2 separate regions of the Homo sapiens genome follow, and region 2 is linked to region 1. The links are chromatin loops, found by intact Hi-C in ENCODE. Cell type or tissue: IMR-90. All regions are shown on one strand. Each heading gives the region's core, and the rest is flanking DNA. Links, peaks and the distances in the headings are about the cores only.

Region 1 (11,182 bases), core at 1,564-9,563:
TGCCTGAGCAATCTTACATCGGTCAGAGGGGCCCTGAGGCCGGCAGTCCCCTTTTGCTCTGTCATCTCAGTTTCTATCTGTATTTGTCTAAGGCAGTGGCTCTCATCCAGGGGCCGTTTTGTTCCCCAGGGGACATTTGGCAATGTCTGGAGACACTTTTAGTTGTCAGAATATTGCGGAGGGAGGGGCGACGTGTTGTGGGCATCTAGTTGGCAGAGGCCAGAGATGCTGCTAAACGTTCTACAGTGCACAAGACAGCCCCTACAACGGCATTATCTGGCCCCAAATGTGGTGCTACAGTTAAGAAACCCCATTCCAAAGCTACCTCTCCTTACCATGAGGTTCTGAATAAAAAGGCCCGTACCTACACTCAGATGGTGACATTCTTAGGAGGATCACAGAAGGTTAACTAATTCACAAACAAGAGGCCCTGGTGCAGTAGAACAAGACAAAAAGCACCGTTCTGGGTCTGCTAATTCCGTGGCCATGTATTACCTCTGAGGGATTCATCAAAAGGAGAAAGGGGACCCTCCCTTCCACTCCCAGCCCTATATTCAATGCCCCAGGATGGAGTTGCTGGCCAGATATCAGGGCCATACTGTGCCTTGTTGTTGCTCAGTTTCCTCATAAGACTGTCTAGACAGTCAGAAACTGCCCTTGGCTCTACACCATGCCCAAAACAGCTTCCTGGAATTCCTGAACTCTCTCACCTCTCCATGCCTATCATAGGTACCCACGTTCTTGGCCTGGGTTCTGACCTTGATAAATGGCTCTGTGTCCACTGAGTGCCCTCAACAGTCCATTGAGAACCATGTTTGATGACATGGGTGTGTAGTTAGCCATTCTTGGTACTTCCACCCCTGTGGGGGCTGACGGGCTCCAGATCTGTACTGCAGGGCTTATTTCTCCCCCTGGGACCACTGTCTGTTGCCCTAGCCAGATTATCTGGGGAGATCGTCTCCTGTAGCAGAGAATTCACTTGGGGTGACAATCAAGGTTTAAAAAACGATGGCCAGTCTTGCTGCCTTAGAGAGGTTTGCAGATGGATCGATTAGACCTGAGTACCTCTCTGCTTCTGAAGTGTGTCTAGTCAGTGCCCAGCTGGAAAATTCAAAGTGCAGGCTCTGGAACCCTGCACTCATTGCCCTGCAGCTCTTATGGAGGCCAGCCCAGAGGCGGAGAGAATCTCTGCTGGGGGTTAGGTTGATGGGATGACGTATACTAGGAAAACAGGCTCAAAATGTTTCCCTGGGACTTTTGCAGCCATGGCTCCAGTTGTAACAATACTAAGATTGCTTCTTCCCTCCTCATCCCACTGTGGCCTGGGTGTAGGTGAGAAAGGGACAGTTGTGTGACTCATTCTTAATCTATCCCAAGAACCTACCTTCTTCCAACTAGGGCAGGGAGCATCACATGGCTCGTCCCATTTATAAAGAGCCCTTTATGACCCACCACGTCCTTCCACTCCTGTGAGCTTTCTGAGATCCACCATAATGGACAGTTAAATACTCTCTGCATATAAGGAGGTAGGCTCAGAGAGGTTAAATGCCTTCCCCAAGGCAACCAGCTAGAGAGGAACAGAGCTAAGACTCAAAGCCAGGACGTCTAATTTCCCTTGAAGAGGGGACCTAGGAGAAGCCCTGCATGATCTAAAGCAAGGCAGCTCCAGCCAGTACTACGCTGTCCAAGGCAATGCATTTTAGAGGACTCCACTTGGACCCTTGTCCGACCATTCACTCCTAGGACAAAGAGTCTTTCAGGTTGATGGAATGTGTTCATCCTAAACCTGGTCCCACTCCACCCTCACATGCTTTGGGTTCCTAAGACATTGGAATTCTCTGCTCCAGTGGCCTTGAGTCCACCTCCAGAGCCTGTGTGGTCCTCTCCTTGGGAGGGCAGACCTGGCTGCTGATATGTGAAACCCTAGGCCCCAGGTGGGCTCAAGGGGTGGCTGTTTGTGGGGATGCACATGGAGCTTGAACGTGTGGCCTGCTGACTATGATGGTAAATGGGCCTCCTTATATATTCTAGCCTTGGGCTAGAAGTCCTGGTTCAGTCTTGGAGGCTCTGTGGTCCCAGAGCTGTACACAGCCTAAGCCTACATCATCAATGCAGCTACCCACCCTCCCCCAGCCTCACCTTCCACCATCTGGGCTGTTCCTGAAGCAGCAGCCTCTGATCACAGTCTCCCTCCCACCCATCACACGCTGCCATATTGTTGGAGTCGAAAGAATAGGAAAGCACTTGGAATGTGACTGAAACCGTATGTAGCTGTATATTGTTTTTCCCAGAAAAGAATCCTAATTAGGTCAATTCCATATTGCTCCTATGGTCTCAGATGCACAGTAAAGCAGGCCTTCACAGTATACAAACAGCCTCTGTCTCTGAGGATGGAGGGAAGGGGAGAGACTGCCTCGAAAAAGACCCCACATGCTAATACAGAATGGATTCGTCACAATCACTGAGACCTGATGAGCCACTCAGTGTGGACTAACTTATTGTAAGCCCTCAACAAACGCAAAAGCCTTAACCCAGCAGTAACTTGCCAGAGACCATATCCAATAGGACCTGTGTCTTTTTCTTTGCATTTAATGTGTTCTGAGGTTCAGGGGGGCTATTTTCCCAATTGTTACACATCTCTTTCTTTAGCTTTGATCTGAGCTCCTCATACACATCCCAGCACTGGGACTTTCAGCAGCAGGCGTCCTGGAAGCCTACTTTGGTAACAGGACCTAGGTAAGCCATGCTATTCTGCAAAGGGAACAATTATGTTCCCCCAAACACACAGAAGCATCAGAATTCACAGCATGCACTTTACAAGGGCAATAAAGTTTTATATGCAGCTCAGTGAAATACCGAATACAGCCAATTGTCCACCAAAATAAACTGATGGGAGAGAGAATGGCTATATTTGGCTCAGACTTAATTATTTTGCATTTGTACTTCTCAATTCCATGTAATAAAATTCCATTCTGCCCTTATTTCCTGGTTAGGTTACTTAATCTCAACTTCGGTAACTGAGCCCTTGAGTGGAGTAGACTGTCCAATGTCAGTGGTAAGAAAATGTGAAAGGTTTGACATCAATTACAACATTACACACAACATAAAATTTAACAACTTGAATCAGGCTTTCATTGCTCTTTAAAGAGACCGTATGGCTTTTTAAGATCTAAAAATTAATCAGTTTCTAAGAGTCATACCTTTTTGAAAGTCCCAGATTTTACTCTTAGCTTGAGAGGTAAGAGGGAACCTGTCTCTATCTCTGTCATCTCTCTTTCATTTTAAAAAATCGCCTCCCTTTCATTTAAAAAAATGTTCCCCTTTTCATTTAAAAAATGCTATCTAAGTTCTTTTGTTTTTATTTTTCTAGGGAGGTGATTTTCCTTTAATGAAAGAAAAAGTGAAGGATATAGAAATTGAATTGTTGTGCTAAGGTTTTAAGTTTTTGGGGGGACCATGGCAAAAACACAATGATCTTACATTTGGCCACGAATGAGGGCACCCCGGGCAGCAGCCAGTGGCGTCACTAGGACCAGGAAGGCTCTGAGGACCCCTGCTTTGTGGTCTGTGTCAGAATCTGTATGGCAGCTTTCACTCCATTGCTACTTGACACTTGATCGTCTCATAAAACACCACATGTAATTCAGCAGTGTCGGCCCATAACAGGCCAACATGTGGCAAGAACAGGAGTAAATGACCTGCCTCCTTTAATAAGTGTGGTCTCTGCAGGTCAGCCCTGAGGTCAAAGGCAGAGCAACAGGGCAGACAGGGCGGCAGCTGTGCGTTCTGGCAGAACACGGGAACTGAGCCTGGTGAAGATATGTCTGCTTTCTTTCTGCTTCTCTCAAGACGGATGATGTATAAAGTGAGATTGTAAACTGACTGAACGTGGTTGCATGTCCTATTTGAATTTGTATTCCCAGCATAACTTGGATCATGGCACACTGAATGAACGTCTTAGACACAAATAACCATACTGATAGACCGATGTGATGCCCCATCATCCTTCAGTGTTGCCATCACCCTGATATCCCCTGATCTTGTCACGGAAAGGCATGCATCAGGAAGTTTCTGTTAACCATGGGCCGAACGCTGAGTGCTCTTTGAGGAAGGAGGATGCATGCCAGAGTGTGTTGAGGACTTGAGTGACCACAGCAGGGTCCCTCTCTGCGTCCATCCTGCTGCATCTTATTCCTAGAGATTTCCCATCTGCTCTGCCCGGTTTGGAAGAAATAGGCATCTTCTTCATATAAGAGTCCTCTCTGCAGGGCACCATTCACCTGGCCCATCCTTTCCTTTGCCAATCAGTGCTGCCCAAACTACAGCAGACAATCACATTCTGCCCTAACATGCTCATGAGCCTTAAATAAAAAGTGTTCTGAAAATCCCAGTAATTGCTTTGACCTTTGAAATATTGTTTTCTTGTATGAAAACCTGAGGATAAAGCTGGTCAGTTTGATAATGGTCACATGTTATCACATGCAGCTAAACCCTTGGTAAGGTCAGGACTTAATTACCAGAGACTCAAGAACCAGCAGCCCTCAGAAAAGGTCAACTGGGGTTTCTCCTTTTTTCTCCAACCACAGCATCTACAAGAAAAAGGCAAAAAAAAAAAAAAAGAAAAAAGAAAAGAAAAGAAAAGAAAAAGCAACATAGTACACCTGTGCCAAAGGATTAGTCTGGAAAGCAATATACAGGGTATGCCTCCTTGGGGGCATCATCGTCAGGACAATCTCCCTCTTTGTCCCTAGTCCTATTTGTGGGACTCTGGGGAAAATGAGTCCCCTGTACTCATGTGTGGGAGCCACCATGCCTAGCACCAGGGCTAATGCATTTTAGAAAAACTTGAAACACATCACAAAGGTATAAACAGAAGTTTAGGCTTCAACCACAGATAGCCAGAAAACGAAATTAACCCTCGGCACTAACACGCACTACCTTCTGTGATGAATGTTTTAAATCGACTTACATTTTTTGGAGCAGTTTTGAGTTTGCAGCAAAATTGAGCAGAAAATGCAGAAAGCTCCCATAACCTCCTGTCCTGCAAACACATCCTTCCCCACTATCAATTTGGGTCACCATAATGGTACATTTGTTACAACTGATGAGCCTTCGTTGACAAATCATTATCACTCAAAGTCAGTAGTTTACATGAAAGTTCACTTTTGGTGTTGTTTATTTCATGGGTTTTGATAAATGTATAATAACATGTATCTGACATTTGAATTTGGTTTTTACTTAAGTTGTCTTTTACAAAAGGTAATTTTGGTAACAACCCAATTAAAAAAAATCCTCATTTAAAAAAATCACAAAATAAAAGAAATCTTGCTATTTAAAATATTTTAATTAATATCTGAATTTACTGTTATTCCTTCTGGAAATAAATTAGTGATGGAATAAATAATGAATATAGACAGCAGTGGTACTATCCATTAGAAAACATTTAATCCACAACCGGGAGAATTAGAGGCAACAAAACCATTTTTATTACCATGCTTATCACAAATCCCCCACATAATTTTATGAGAAAGGTCATTAAACTTGTAGCTACTGCATTATCTTTTTCCTTGGACCATTTCTGAAACAACATTAGTTTTTCACACTTCTTTACATTTCAAACATTAAAAAAGCCTTAATCGATGCTTTTACATAAAAAGCAAAGGGCTAGGTTTCCCACCATAAAACGTTATGTTGTTTACACAAAAACTGCAGCTAACCTCGTAAAACTCAAGTGATTTCCCAGTGGGGTCCTGCAGGGACACTTGGCTATAGCAGGCGCCACACTGATTTCCAACGCTGAGGCAAAGCGTACTTCCTGTGGAAAGCTGTTCTCAGCTCCGGCCATTACTAATCAGGCTTTTCGACTGGGGCACCCCAAACAGGCATCTTCTCTCCATTCAAGGCCTGCAAAAGACACCTCTAAGCAACTAGGAAAACAATGTAAGGTAGAAAAATTCCACACAAATATTAATTCTTGCAGTCCCATTCATCTTTATCTCCAGACTCCTGAGACCAGAGCTTTCTGGAACCCCTACTGCGTCCTTGGGGTCAGCTTCCAGGACAACTCTCTTGGATAGAAATGATAGAATGTCTTTGGAGAGAAGAACTGCCCACTGGTATCACACTTTCCCAGAAACCACATGTTCTTTCAAAACCTTCCATTAGGTGTCAGCGGCTCTTAAAATATACGAATGGCAAGATTTTTTAAATCTTTGCTTCCTGAAGTTGAGTAATCAAGCCAAAATGCTCTGGAAAGCTAAAAGTCATTGACTGTTTTCAAATGTCTGGTTTTCAGATAAAAACCAGGATAGGTATTTTTTTTAAAAGTTAATTGCTGCTTCTCTTATGAGAGTGAATATATGAACCACTTTTCCAGTTTTAAGTTTGAAGGTTGGGTGTTTGCTTTCAATCATGCATAACAATTTATTTGCAACTTCAGGGAATTGTTTTCATGTAGAATAATTTTGTAAATAAGGGATATTTTAAGAATCTACCTCATGACCACCTTCTTTGTGGATACTCACTCAGGAATCTCACTAGACCATCCCTTATTATACTGAGCAGATACAGGGAGAATAACACAAATAACACAAGTGCTTTCTTTTTTTTTTTTTTTTTTTTTTTGAGACAGAGTCTCATTTTGTCACCCAGGCTGGAGTGCAGTGGTGCGATCTCGGCTCCCTGCAACCTCCACCTCCCGGGTTCAAGCGGTACTCCTGACTCAGCCTCCCAAGAAGCTGGGACTACAGGTGCCCGTCACCATGCCCAGGTAATTTTTGTATTTTCAGTAGAAATGGGGTTTCACCATGTTGGCCAAGCTAGTCTTGAACTCCTGACCTCAGGTGATCTGCCTACCTTGGTCTCCAAAAGTGCTGGGATTATAGGTGTGAGCCACTGCGCCAGGCCCACAACAGTGTCTTTGAAGCTATCGAGCAAGAAGGATTTACTCTGCCTTATATGATTCCAAAGTGTTTACATGTTGAGGACTTTGGAACTCAACTTTGTTTCTTTCGAGCCAGAATTAGAACATGGGCCTTCTAACTACAGAACCCTTCTCTTGAAGATTATGCTATAGTGCCCTTGAGGAAGTATAGAGGGAAGAAGAGCCAGGCCTAGTCTTCCTCAAGATAAGTTTAAAGTCTAGTTGGGAATATAAAACAGAAATGCATACATGAAGACTAATAATACAAGGTAATTGTTGATGGGATGGTGTGGTTAATAAATACTGATGACAAACAAAGAAGCTAAGTTGTTAGGGATGGTTTGCTATTAATAGATGACCTGGGACTTTATCTGGGACTTAAAAGATCAGTAAGATTCATCTAGGCATAAGAAAGAGAAAAGGCCAGTGATGACCAGACAGATCAGATAGGATAGAGTACAGCTTAAGTATGGAAAGATAGGCTAGGGTCAAATTATGGAGAATCTTGAAAGGCAAACTGTGGATTTTGGAGAGGCTGGAGTAGACACTCGCTAAACTTTAGTTTTCTCTCTCTCGATGTCTTTCTGTGCTAGGTGCTATAGTTTCCTGAAAGGGTAATAATAATTATTTTTAAAGTGGTCTAATAATGTACTGACTTGTTTTTCTGCTTTTCCTGGATCTTTTGGAATAATGGTACATTAATTTCATAATAGTCCAAATAATCTTTATGGACATGATATACAAGTAGTCCTTTTTCCTGGGGGCATAAGTACATTCTCCTAGCCAATCTCACGTAGACTATATGGTCTCAGTGTCCACCATTTTTCCTCTTCAGTTATTTTAAAAGTATCATAAAGATTATTTTTGCGCAACTATATAGGGTGCATAGAAGCGTTTACTTTTTATGTTTTAAAGGATTTTTAGTGTGTCCGAGAACAGTTGGAGATTTCCTTCATCTAAAGTCCATAGCTCTGGGGTCCTTGAAGGTAAATGCAGTCCTTCTCTAATCAGATTTTCACTTTAAACAAAAAAGTTCTGTGATTCCTCCAAGGCATGGAAGGATGAGAGTTTCTAATCAGATGAGCTCCCATTTGTCTTTCAAATTTCACAATCCTACAAGGAAGCTTTGCTCACAGTTGTGTGAAGGTGATTCTGAAAGCTGAAGGGAGTTAGACATGGGAAGATAATTCCCAAAATAGTGAAAAGGAAGATTTTATTATTTTGTTGCTTTTTTTCCTTTTTGGTAAGAAGGAATTTGGTGGAGTTAGTTATTTGGCAGTGCATGTTTGGGCTGAAAACATCAATTTTCTTTGCCAAGCTTCCTAAAAATAGTCTTTCTTCAGGCGAGGGCCCTCTCAACGTGAGCAGTGTTCATATGAAATAGGACATGTTGCGTTAATGTAATTACCTATTGACCTGAAGATTTCAATTGCAATGAGACAAAAAATGTGGAATTATACTTCTTGCAAAGTTATGAGCTCTCCTTGTTCTGTGTGTTTAACAATAAGTTCTTTCATGACGTGACACCATGGTAGTGGGTGGTGAAATCCGATACCTGGCAAAAATACAATGGAATTATATAATACCAAAAAAGTCGATTGTTTTCCCTTTGGCTAATTAACTCCTCTGACCAGGGAAGTACTGAGGATGAGGTCAGCTGGTGGCTTTTGTTCTCCAAGTAGTTTCCATGCCCTTTTAGTCACTGCCTGAATAGTGTGTGGTTATAAAAGGAAGAAGTCCAGGTACTACTGGAGCACAACCTAGAATGGGTGTTGCTATGGTTTGGTAGCAGCTTTACTGACTTCATGGAATTCGTCTTGCTGGGATCCTGCCCATCACTCAGGCTTGAGTCAGTAAGTCAATGTCCATAGCTCTGCTCCTTCATTTCCCCAGGATTTTTTGCACACTGGTATATAATAGTGCAGGGGCACACAGGACTATTTAAGAAAATATATATACATTTTTTTTTTTTGCCAGCTAGAGGCCTGACATGAGAATTTTGATATAATTGGGATGCAAACAACCCAAATGCAGTAATTGTTGTTGTTCTTATCTTACAGATGGGAAAAACGAAGTTTAGAGGATAATGTACTGATTTGTTTTTTCTGCTTTTCCCAGGTGTTTTGGAATAATCATACATTAATTTGTAATAGTCCAAATAATCTTTGTGATTTTTTTAAAAGAACTGAAGAGGAAAGATGGTGGACACTGAGACCATATAGTCTATGTGAGATTGGCTAGGAGGATGTACTTATGACCCCAGGAAAGGGATGGAATACTTGAACAAAACACAGAGAAAGCAAATCATAAAGCAAGTAATTGATACATTTGCCTATATTAAAATTACAAACTTCTGCATGATAAAAGAAACCATAGACAAAGGGAAAGACAAGCTATTGAATGGGAGATGTTTTCACCACATATGCTAACAAAGGACTAGTATCTGAAACATATTAGAAAGTTCCTGCAAATCAGTAACGGCAAGAACAGTAGCTCAAGAGTGAGAAAAGTAGCTGAATACAAATAATCAACTAATTTTGTTTGGCAACTCACAGAAAACATTACTGTCCAGTAAAAATACAAGAAGATGCTCAAACTCATGAGAATGAAGGAAAACAATAAATGCCATTTAACACTCATCCATTTGGCAAAAATGGAAAAGTCTGACACAACCAAGTGTTACAAATAAAGATGTAGAAAATGAGGAAATTGGCAGGGGGCAGTGGCTCACACCTGTAATCCCAGCACTTTGGGAGGCTGAGGTGGGTGGATCACCTGAGGTCAGGAGTTTGAGACCAGCTTGGCCAACATGGTGAAACCCTGTCTCTGCTAAAAATACAAAAATTAGCCGGGTGTGGTGGCATGCCTGCAATCCCAGCTACTGGGGAGGCTGAGGCAGGAGAATTGCTTGAACCTGATAGGCGGTGGTTGTAGTGAGCTGAGATTGCGCCATTGCACTCCAGCCTGGGCAACAAGAGCAAAACTCTGTCCAAAAAAAAAAAAAAAGGAAAGAAAATGAGGAAATTATACAGTGCTGGTAAAAGTGTACCTTGGTGCAAGTACTTCTAGGTGTATGTCTTAGAGAAATGTCCTATATTTGTAAAAGGTACATTAACAAGTATGTTCCTAGTCTGTAATAACATTGCCTATAATAGCAAAAACCTTGGGATCAACTTAATTATATAAAAATACATTCTATACTGATGAATCTTAAGAACATTCATTGAGAAAAAACACAATTTTTAAAATGATGTATTCAATATGGTACGATTTCTATCCATTTAAAATTTCTAAACAGTGCTTTATATTACTGTGTGTATACATATGTGGTAAACGTATAAAAATCTGCCTGAGAGGCACACAGAACAATTTCTAATAGTGGTTGCCTTTGCAGTTGAAGAAAGGGAGAGGATTAGGAGTTGGGAGGTTGCTAACTATATTTGTAGTGTTTTATATCTTTTAAAAACAATTGCTCTTTTTTAATTTACCAAAAACTGAAAAAATACGAATATGTATGAAATCTGGGAAGTGGGTATACAGGTCTCTGCTACATTATTTCCAACACTTTTTGCTATAGTCTGAATGTTAGTGTCACCCCAAAATTCATATATTGAAACCTAATCACCAATCAGTTGGTATTAGGAGATAGGGCTTTTGGGAAGTGATTAGGTCATAAAATCAGATCCCTTGTGAATGGAATTAGTGTCCTTATAAAAGAGGCCCCAGAGAGTTGCCTTGCCCCTTCCATCATGTGAGGACACAGCTAGAAGCCACCATCTGTGAACCAGAAAGAGACCTCTCACCAGACACCAAATGTGCTGGTACCTTGATCTTGGACTTCCTAGCCCCCAGAACTGTGAGAAATAAATTTGCTTATAAGCTACTCAGTTTATGGTATGGTACTCAGTTGTTGATAAGCTACTCTGTTTATAGTATTTTGTTATAGCAGCCTGAGTGGACTAAGACACTTTTGTCCATGTTTAAAATAATTAATAATTTTAAAATTAATAATAAAAATGAAATAAGACAGTAACAGATTGGAAAGCAATTTATTAACTATAACCAAACATAAATAATTTCATGACCGACAATATAATAGAAAGCTGTTCTTAATTTTTTACTTTAGTAGAAAAATTTAGACCACAGACAAAGAGGAACTTGCAGACCATGAATGCTATTTAGACACTAAGACTATTGTGTAGTATTTGGGATACCCTTTTAAAATAACTTGAAAAGGAGGCTGGAGTCCCATCTGTCTGA
Region 2 (11,182 bases), core at 2,144-10,143, 300 kb after region 1:
AGTTCCTTAGTATAAGGAGATGTTTGTTCTGTTTCTCAGGAGAACTCTGACTAACACACAGGTCTTTCCCTTTAGCTTATCAATATTTAAAGTACTTTTAAGCTATTCCCCCATCCCCAAAAAAAAAAAACAAAAAATGAGAGAAATGCAAGAGTGTCTAGCTTTGCAAATAGCCAACCAGTCCCAATGTTGGCTGAGCTTTTCCAGCCAACACTGGTTCCCATCACTCTTTTCTGAACTATTGCTGTCCTGGGTCTCCAGCTTTAATTGCTTAGAGAATGTAACCATTCCCCTACTATGAACCCACAGGTTGGTGTTAAGCATAGTCTGCAGCCCCACCAAGTGCCACTCAGTACCCTTTTCTCTGCCATCTGGAAGTGGTTCGGAGCCATTCAGAGGGGTCCTCTGCCTGATTCTAACAAGCATTTCTTTTACTTCTCACTCCCCTTTGAGGTCCCATACTGTCTTGATTCTAGCCTGGGCCTCCATTTACATTTTCTACTTCACTTGAGGCACATTGCCTAAAACTTCACTGAAGGGCAGTGCTACGGTTTGAATTTGTGTCCCCTCCAAAATTTATGTTGAAACTTAATCCTCAATGCAATAGTGTTAAGAGGTCAGACCTTTAGAAGGTAATAAGTCCATGAGGGCTCTGCCATCATGGGGGGATTAGTAACCTTATAAAAGGGCTGGAGGAAAAAAGTTAGGCCCTTTTTCTGCTTTCCATCCCTTTTGCTTTATGAGGACACAGTGTTTAGCCCCTCTGGAGAATACAGCAACATGGCACCATCTTGTGAGCAGAGAATGGCCTTTACTTGACACTGATTTTTCTGATACCTTGATCTTGGACTCCCCAGCCTCTAGGACTGTGAGAAATAAATGTTGTTTATAAATTACTCAGTTTGTGGTATATTGTCATAGCAGCACAAACAAAGACAGAAATAGGTGCTGGGAAGTCAGGTTGTTGCTTTAGCACATACCTAAAAATGGAAAAGCAGCTTTGGAACTGCATAATAGGTAAAGGCTGGGGGAGTTTGATGGTGCATGCTAGAAAAATCCTAGGTTGCCATAAATGGCCCATAATGGGTGAATCTGGTGAGGACTCAGGAGATCAGGAGAGCTATAGACAGAGCCTCAGTCTTAGAGATTACTTAAGTGGTCGTGATCAGAACGTTGGTAGAAATACAGACAGTAAAGCCTACTCTGATGAGATTTTAGATGGAAATGGGGGACATCTTATTGGAAACATCTTATTAGAAAGGTCACACTTGTTACAAAATGGCAAGGAACTTGGCTTAATTGTGTCCATGTCTTAATGTTTTGTGGAAGCAAAGCTTAAGAGCAATGAACTAGGATAATTGGCAAAAAGAAATCTCTAAGTGAAGTGTTCAAGGTGCTGCACTTCTTCTCTTGACCACTTAGAGTAAAATTCAAGAAGAGAGAAATGAATTAAAGACAGGATTTATAATCAAAAGGAAGACAGAGCTTAAACATTTGGAAAATTCTCAGCCTGGATATTATTGTAAAGAATATAAAAGCATGTCTGGGAGAAAATATCAAGGGTGTGGCCAAGCAACTGTTTAATGAGGACATTTGTACAGATAGATAGAAGACAGGTGCTATTAATCAGGACAATGGAAGAATGACCTTGAAGAGGTATTGGAGATCTTCCAGGCTGCCACTCCCATCACAGGCGCAGAGTGCTAGGGTCTTTAGAGCAGAATGGTTTCAGAGAAAGGATTCAGTGCTCCTGTAGGACCTTGGGGCTTGCTGCCCCAAGTTTCTGCTCCCTGCATTCCAGCACAGTGCTCCTTGACCATGCCAGCTGTGGCTCAAATAAGCCCAGGTACAGCTTCGTCTGCTGCTCTAGAAGGCACAAGTGGTAATCCTTGGCAGTGTCCACCTGACGCTAACTCTGCAGGCATGCAGAATACACAAGCTAAGGAGGCATGGCTGCCTCTACCTAAATTGCAAAAGATGCCTCAGAGAGCCTTGGGACCCAGGCATAGAACTACCACAGAGTCAGGGCCACCACAGAGAATGATCACTAGGGTAATGCCTAGCAGAGTCATGGGGCTGGGGCCACCACAGAAAGTCTCCACTAAGTCAATGCTTAGTGAAGCCATGGGAGCAGGGCCATTTCCATGGCCCCAGAACTATAGAGCCACCAGTGTGCAATGCCAGCCTTGGATAGCTGCAGGCACCTCACTCCAACCCCTGTGAGCTGCTGCATGGGCTCCACCCAATAAGGCCATGGGGGCGGGGCTGCTGGGAACCTCTGACACCCAGCCCCTGCCCTAGTGTGTCTGGAAGGTAGAACATGGAATCAAAGAAGATTATTCTGGAGCCTTAAGATTTAATGTTTGCCTTGCTGAGTTTTAGATTTGGTAGAGACGTGGTACCCCTTTCTTATGTCCTGTTTCTCCCTTTGGAATGGAAATGTCTGCCCTATCCCTGTCCCACAATTGTATTTTGGAAGCACATAACTTATTTGATTTCCTAGGCTCACAGCTGGAGGGCAAATTTGCCTCAGGATAAATCACACCTTGAATCTCACCCATATCTGATTTAGATTATACTTAGATGAGAATTTGAACTTAGACTTTGAGCTGGAATGAGTTAAGACTTTTGAGGCTATTGGAATGGAATCAGTGTATTTTGTGTGTGAGAAGTACATGAATTTTGGGGGGGCTGGGGGTGCAATGCTATGGTTCGAATATTTGTGTCCCCTCCAAAATTCATGAGGAGAAAGAAAAGAGGAGAAGGAGGAGCAGAAGGGGAAGAAGAAGGTGGTTGGAGGAAAAAAATGTAACAACTTGGAGTAATTTAGCCCACATAACAAAGGAACCTGGACCCAGTATGGGAACTTTGTAAATCTCAGCCCAGGACTCTTTGCAGTAACTTGTCCTTTTAAGACAATTCCATGAAGCATTACAGTGGAAGCCGTTCATCTTCAGAGCTTCAAGAAAGGGTCCTAAAAGCCAGAGTGGTTGAATGGTTGATGAAGGTTTTTAGAGGAGGTGGGATTTAAGTTGGGCCTTAAAGTTTGAAGAAGATTTGGAAAACACACATTCCTGGGGCAAAAGGCACAGGTAAACAGTTGGGGAATGTTAGAATACCCACTGGACACTTGTCATCTGCCTCTAATATCTATCTTTTCCAAGAAGAGGAACTCACAAGCATATGAGGAAAGCAAACTAGCCAGTGTGCCAAATGCATTTTCAAATGAACAGGTGTTCAAATTGTATGCAGCTCATCTTTGCACTAAAACAGTAAGTCAGTAGTGGCATGCGTTCTCGTCATTAAGTGGGGCTGCTGTGAGTGTTCAGTGTACAGGTTGCTTGTTACCTGTCAGCCCACAGCAGTAGGCTGCCTGAATATCTCAAAAGTAGATGGAGAAATGCAATCTGCAAGGACAGTTGAGGCTCCCACAGGAGCATAGAATTGCCTCTAAGTACAAGGCCTCATGAACATTTTACATCCCCTTGGGAAATCCCTCTAAACCCCTGCCTCACTCGTTTCCTGGTACAAGATCCAATAAATCTGCACACTCAGCTTAAACTTAGTGCCAGGCCTCATAATGGAATGATTACATGTGTTTTGTGTGTCAGAGACCTGACAGAAAGATTATACAGTGTAGTGAAGCAATCTTTGGGGTTTTGGCAGGGAAAGAGAGGAGATAAATATGTGTCCAGGGTAGAAAAATGGCAGCTCGCAGAATTGCTGTCTCAATGTCACTCAATCATTCAGCAAAAATGTATTAAGTTTAGGTCAATAAACATTTATCAAGTTCCTCCGATGTGACAGGTATTGTATTACATGCTGTGAGAACTGAGGTGCACAGGACACATCATTTATCCTTGGTGCTGTGAAGTCCACTAGGAGAGCCAGGCATGTAAAAGATGGTTTTAGTGTAATGCAGCAATGTAATAATAGGGATTCTGACAAGGTACGATGGTGGCACAGAGAAGGGAGACTTAGCTCAGCCTGGAGTGTCAGAGGAAGCTTCTGAAGGATGATTCAGGAAGGATGAGTAGTGTGAAGGGGTAGGAATGCTCTGAACTGAGGAAATAATGTGAACCAAAGTACAGAAGTGGAAATGATCCTGGTATGTTCGTGAACTTGGGGGATACGTAAGGGAACAGGAGGCGGATGGACATAAATGGACTAAAAAAAAGAGGCTTGGAATTATTGGAGTAAAAAGAAAGATTGATGAGTGCTGCAAGGGATTCAAAGAAAAAGCACAAACAGTTCTACAAAGGAACTGAGCAGTTGGTCAAATTAACAAGTTAAAGATGCATTTACAGTTATAATAAATACAAGACCCCCTTGTAAAAGATACCAAGCCCAATAAGAAAGTGGTAAAGTGCCAAAGTGAGTTGGAGAATTACATGAAATAGGCTTATAAGAGGGAGAAGACACTAGCTGGGGAGAGAGTTCCAGGAGGCAATGGTATTTCAGCAGATGGGAGGATAAGGTATAAATAGGTAGAAGAGAAGGAGCATGTCATCCCAGGCAAAGAGAACATCCCGAAGTACCTTTAGGTTTAGTCACTTTAGGATCGCATAGGAAGAAAGACCTTAGTGTAACAAAAAACTTGCAGAATGAAAACTAAGGTCTCTGTATATAAAACATTCTAAGTGGGAGAAATTTCTTCCCTAGAAGGTCAGGTTGGGAAGCAACTATAAAGAGAACAACTCATGGATAATGTGTAGATTTACAAGAAAGACAGGATGGGCAATGCTTTTGTAGCTTCAGTACTCAGCTGTGTTCAAGAAGTTTCCTCTTTTTAAACAATCAATAGGAACACTCTGTTCCTAGGTAGAGAATACAAGTATGGTTCTAAATCAAAGAGAATTTATAGAAATCTGCAGTAAGGAGTCTAATATGTCAGGTGCTTAAAGTTCTTCAACCATGGCCTGTTAAAGGGAACAACTATAACTAAACGACTTTACAATTTATCACAGAAACCAGGACAATTGCGTCTGGGACAAAAACAAGACAAGATCCTAGGAAAGCCAGTGTGAATGAGGATCGTCTAGGAAAACTGGCACTCTTGATCTGTGTATCAGTTGGGGTCCAGTCAGGACAACAGAAACCACACTAGGCATTTCAACAGAGAGAATTTAATATAGAAGATGGGTTAAACTGGTCCAAGAAAGCAAACTGGGAGCACTAGGGAAAGGGTGGGGAAACAAAGGCAAAGATTGTGGGTGTCAGCATCTAGAAGCTCAGAGGACGAACCCTGTAGGACTGGGCTCAGCCCTCTGAGGAGGCAGCACATCCTTGCTGCTTCTGGGTGGCTCAGGAAGTCTATAGGAAGTCCATGGAGTAGAGGTTCAGCTCTCTGAGGACAGTTATTGCCCCACTGGGGAGGGCACCTTCCTAGGGCATGATGAGATTGGTTCTGGGAGTGCTGAAAGAAGTTGAAGATTGGAACCAACTGGCGATGCTAAGTGAAAGTCCATCGCTAGAGGCCAACCCCTGGTTGCTGCTCCCATGCCCCTATTTGCAAAATCTAAGAGAAAGTCATCTGACAGAGGAAAACTTTAGCCTGCAGATCCCAGCCCTGGTGTCACACAGCAGAGCGTAGAAATGTGGACTTGGAACTGAGCAACACTGGCGTAATAATGGGCACAGTTGTTCTTATTGTACTTGCAGCACCAGGCTTGAGAACGGTTCTGATTTTGAGGAGGAAATTCTCCTAAAAGATCCTTCAGCTCAATAAGTGATAAAAATCACAGTCTAGTCTGCAGAAGAAAATAGGATTTATCAGTTATTCCCTTTGTGCCACGAACTTTACAAACGTTAGTTCATTAATCACAATAATCCCATAGAACTTGTGTTCATCCTGTTTTTACAGATGAGGAAACTGAAGTTTCAGGTGGTTAAGCTGTTTGCCCAAAAACAAGTAGCTGGGGAGAGGCATGTTCTAGAGACATGGACTAGAAGCCTGTCTCTTTCCACCACCTCTTGGTCTTTCTAGGGAGGAAGCTGCTTCTTTACAGGGCTGAGGCCCATGATCCTGGATGGAGGGGCAATGGCTGGACCACTCCTGGAGGCCCTGGGCCAAGTGACCTCTGCTGGCCACTGGTTTCTGGAAAGCTCATCCCCAAAAGGTTTTCCATCCTTTGAGTTCACACCTAGCCAGACTCAAAACCTAAAGTGATTTATTCCCACTAAATGCTGGCCTCACACCCATGGGAAGAAGCCAAGACTTTGTTTGAATGAGCTCGCCATCTCTTGGAGAAAGCATCACGCTGCAGCCACCCATAGCTATGTTTTGGAGAGAGTGTGTTTGTGTGTCTGTTCATGTATTCATGTGTCTTATAAATTCAACCTTACTCAGTAGGATGGCATTCTTGGATAATAGACCTTTCAGCCAGAGGGCCAAAATTGCAAAGACAACAGTTATTTTTTGGCTGAATCAAGTTCTTCAGCCTTAGCTGAAGACGAAGGCAAATTGTGCCTGTGTTTTCTGGAAATGCTGATGCTGAGATGGGACCTTATTGAGGAATTCACCAAGGCCCAAGGGAACTGAGAAGATAAATGCTACCAGGCGGCTGCAACTTGAGCAAAATTCAAAAACAATAGAATGTCAACTGAAGATCATAGAGACTGTGGCAAGTATGACAGAAAGCAAGGGCAATGGCTAGGTCCTGAGACCAATGAGGATGTGGATAATGGGTGCTGGCACTACAAACACTGCTTTGAAAGAAGCTTGAAGAAAAGGAGGCAGATTCGGCACTCCCTACCCAGGACCCCAGCTCATCACTGAGGAAGAGGGAAATGCAGCCAGCGGTTTGGCAAACTGCCCTCCCCAAATACCCCTGTTCCAGCCTTCACAGTGGTTTCCTGAGCAGCTCGAGGCGGGCCAGGTATGGGTTTCTTCTGTCATGTCAGTGTTCTCACAGAGAGGGCTTTTGGGTCCTTTTGGAAAGTGACTTGGCTGGAGCCACACTCCTGCCAGTGTGGCAGCTGTTACCACTTATACCAGGAACATCTGGCTTGAAGATTGCAGTAAAAGTGACACTTGTCTACAGAGAAAAAATGTTGAAGTATACATTTTGGACATGAAGAAATAAGTAATGACATTTAATGTTTTCATAAAGCTGCTACACTGAAGAGCAATCATCCAAACCCCAGGCCCAGGCATGGGTGTATCTGTCTATTGCTGTGTGCCTGCAGGTCTATGAAAGGCTTTGTACCTGGAACATCACTGCCTGATGCAAGCTTTGTCCTCCCTCTGAAGACAAGCAACAAAGGGAGGCCCTTGGTAAGACCTCTTCCTTCAAGATCTAAATCACAAAATTGAGGAGCAGGGAGCAAAATGTAAGGAGTACCCACCAGATGACAGGAAAGCCAGCTTTGAGTTGCAATGCTGTTACTGGGTAAATCACATTGCCGGGGTCAAATTTCTCATCTGTAAAATGGGAGTGTCAAAGATGATATGTTTAAGGTTCCTCCACATTTTATATTCTGTGCTTTTTAAAACAGAGGCAATTGCACCATTCCTATGCCAAGCCTGTAGGTTAAACATGATTCTTTCCAGATCCTGCTATTACAATGCACATCCCCCTTGATGTGGTGATACTTGCCACCCCTGACTCAGGGTAAAAGAGAGTGTCAGACAGGGGCAGGCTGGAAGTTTTGGGCTCTTGGAGAGGAAGACAACACCAAAAGGGGCAGATGATACTGCCAAGACCCTGTCCTGATTTCATGCTGCCCTGTAATACTCTTCACAGCTATGTGCTCAGCATGTTGCCTTAACTTAGGCATCTTCTGCATTTGATTTTAAAGAGCAGAGGCTGAAGAGAAGATGAAGCACACTTTCAGTAACTAGCTTCTGTTTGGTTGGTAGAATGTCAACTGGCGATGCTATAATGACCACAGTGAGGCTGGCAGAGATTTGGGTAATCAAATAAGAGTGTATATTTAATAACTTTTTGATTTGCGAGTGATCAATCCTTTGCATAGTTCAATGTCTTTTGAATTAAAACATGTTATCTCTGCCAAAATTACATGTGAACAATGCATTCCTAATGTGCAATTATCATCAATAATATGTATGTTACTGGGTAAATGCATGGCTCACCAAAGAAGATCCTATAAGCCCTTTGTTATTTTCTCTTCTTCTAGGAGGTGCCAGGCTCCTGCTCTGGTGCCAGGAGAGGGGAGTGACCATGTGGAAGGGCCAGCGTGAGGTTGCTGGCCAGCCCAGACTGCTTACTGTCAGGCCAAAGCCGAGGAGGCAGCAGATTTAGGGCTTGTGGTTCTGTAGGGCACCCGCGGTTTGGTGTTGCAATCTTTCTAAACTTTAGTCTACAGGCTTTTGGTATGATTTTGTAGCTTTATCTCTCAGTTCTAGAAGCTGAGATTAAAGCAAAGACACTGAACAGAGCTAATGCCTGGGCCTGGAGATCCGAATGGTGTACACTGCAAACATTCATGTGCCTACCTAAGGGAGCAGGAGGGAATAGGACTGGGACATGGCCTGGGCTTCTGCATTTCCAGCAGGCTCCCAGGTGATGCTGATGTCACTGGAAGACCACACTAAGTAACCAGGGTGCTGCCATTATGAGCTTGGGTTTTGGAATCAAATACCTAGGTTTAAGCCCTGGCCCCAGACTACCTAGTTATGTGACTTTGGGACAAGTATGTAATATTTCCAAGCCACAATCTCCTCAGACATAAAGCAAGAATAATCATTATCTTGATGCTTCAGTTTGCTAAGAGGATTCGTGAAGCTCATGCTGGGTCTCAGGGCCTGCCAGGCTCTGGAGAGGAGTGGGTCCTTGGAAGAACTGTGTCCCACTACTGACCTCTGAGGCTTCCTTCCACTTCCAGGACCACACTCATGAGCCTAGGCACAGCCTCAGAAAGACTCCTGGGCCTCAGTGCTTCCTTAAAACAGGGGTAACAGAATGGCATCTCCTGTGGGAGGTGAACCACAACAGAGCCACATTTGCTCAGGAGCCCTGACTCCTCTGTGACAGAAATCATAGTTCATGGGAAATTTCTTTTAAACCAGAGCCCTATATACACTGATCCTAAGGAAATCTTTATAAACACTTTAGAAGACATGCGAACATGATCTCATCTACACATATGATAGGTGACAAAAATTGACAGAACTCATATACAACACTTTATGCTACTGTTAAAACCAATAGACATGTAAAGTGAGTTTTTACCAAAACAAAGTTGAGAAGTACTGTTAAAATAAAAGCATTAAAAACAACAGCAACAACAAACATGTTGCCTACTGCCTAATGTCCTGACCCCAAGTGACACAAGAATAATCAGCTATCCTAGTGTGTCCCTTCAGCTGTCTAGACTGCTTCTGTGTGAGAATAACTGGAAATCCTATGAGAAAATACGGAATGTGCAGGGTGAAGAGCAATCAAAGACTCCTCATTGAGCTGGTGTCACCTTCCTTCTCTTTGAAGCTTCTGATGATACTCATGGAACAAACTATGGGTTTAAAAAAAAAAAGCCCACTAGTGACTTTAGAGGCCTCTTTTCCCTCCTCTTTCCACATATGCAATCAACTCTCCAGCACTAAAGGTAACTTCCACTGGCCTGAAACTACAGACCCCCTTTGGCTTCTGTTTGACCTGTTTTTGGAGGGCAGCTTTGCTTCTGGGTTCTCTTCTCTTCCTCTGTGTTTTCAAGGGAGCTCTTCTGCAAAAATGACTTCTCTTTGAACTGACATGGATATTTTTCCAAGACCTAGGGTGTCCACTCACTAGGATAAATCCACATGAGGGTAGCATGGGAGCCTCTCCACGATGTGACTGGAAGAAAACCCAAGCACCTTGCCCCCACATCACCCTTCAGCCCCCTAGTAGCCAGTGCTGTCTTCAAGATTAGGAGCTAAGAAAGCCTTTCAGGAATATCAGGTCTGGTTCTTATCTCTTATAGATAAAGAAAAAGGGGTTTACAAGAAGAAACATACTGAAGTGTATATAATGCTTTAATAAAGAGCCATTTCTTTACATCTGAATAACTTCAATCCTCAGGATTCTCCTTAGCAAGACCCAGACCCTACTGGGTAGAATCGTTCTTTACTAATGGTTCTCAATATGTATGTGCTCTAAAGACCACTAGTGCCAGAGTCATCAGTGGAGCTTTTTAAAAATGCCAACTCCCCAGCCCACTGTGGGCCTCCTAAATCAGAGTGCTGGGGATGGGGCCCGGGAATCTGCATATTGACAAACTCTCCGGGTGATCTCGTGGCACAGGACTTTTGACAAGCCCCTTCCTAAACCACTGACAACTTAACTCTCCAATACCACACAGGCAGGATCTAGCTGACTGACCCGCCCTTGAGCTGAACTGGGGTATGTGCCCGGCCCTCCCTTTCCTCAGTGGGTGGCCCTTGTACCAGGTTGGCTAAGACTGAAATGCCCTATCCAGGCATCCTGCAGTGGCACTCCTGCTCCTAGTCACTTTGCTGCCTGTGCAGGACCCTGGGCACTGAGAACTAATCTCCTTTCCTATCTGTATGGATCTGGTAGCCTGGCACAGCTCCCATCAGCTGTCTTCTCTGAAAATTAAGAATGAACTATCCTGACTACGATACATGGCTTATTCCTCCTTAGATAATCTCCTGAAATGTTTGTTACAGAATGAAGTTTTGGCAAATGAAGTCATGATTCCAGAAACTCTCTATCTGGAATAGATAGATTATAATACTTTAGTTTTAAGTTTTCTCTCCATTTCTTTATTGTTGACATGTGATATGAAAACCAATACTTAAATATACTAAACCCGACCATTGGTCATTTTGAAGTGAAAATCATATGCTAATATATATTTTCTTTTTTGTTTTGTATCTACTTCAAGTGTTTCAGCAAATGCTTTTCTTTTCCATGGAAAGGTTCTCATGTAGGGAATTGGAGATATGACCAGCAAATTCATTTGCCTGGAGTCACCTAGGAAGAGAGTTATGGTGGGAACTGGCATTTCAAGTGTCCCCCCACTTCCAGCCTAGACCATGGAGGAAGAATATCTGTCTTTTGAGGGTGGCTAAAATAAGGGATTGTGGTTTTCCGCTGTGTGCAGAATCCCCACTACATTGTGATGTAACTCAGATGCACAAATATGACTCTATGACTCCTCCTCCTGAGTCTAACTTCCTAGAAATCAGAGAAGGAAAGATTTATTTGTATTTATTTAT

The links. Peaks named below come from ENCODE experiments on the same cell type or tissue, not always from the same donor. Only the 100,000 strongest peaks of a DNase experiment are listed, where the experiment ranks them.
Region 2: a loop joins it to region 1, with 7 times the contacts of the local background. A loop is called at or near these places in 27 of 110 quality-filtered maps.

The regions. Positions count from the first base shown.
Region 1 is chr2:19,662,270-19,673,451 of GRCh38, reverse strand. The region is part of intron 1 of LOC124905977; the gene reads left to right. Among named protein-coding and RNA genes, the nearest start is that of LINC01808, 200 kb to the right of the region's middle. In IMR-90, for the core only: a CTCF peak has its summit at 6,159; a DNase peak (open chromatin) is centred at 6,181; H3K27me3 peaks cover 356 bases.
Region 2 is chr2:19,364,607-19,375,788 of GRCh38, reverse strand. No RefSeq gene overlaps it. Among named protein-coding and RNA genes, the nearest start is that of OSR1, 12 kb to the right of the region's middle. RefSeq lists a silencer at 6,067-6,361. In IMR-90, for the core only: a CTCF peak has its summit at 6,251; no DNase peak of the experiment used is centred there; H3K27me3 peaks cover 3,001 bases.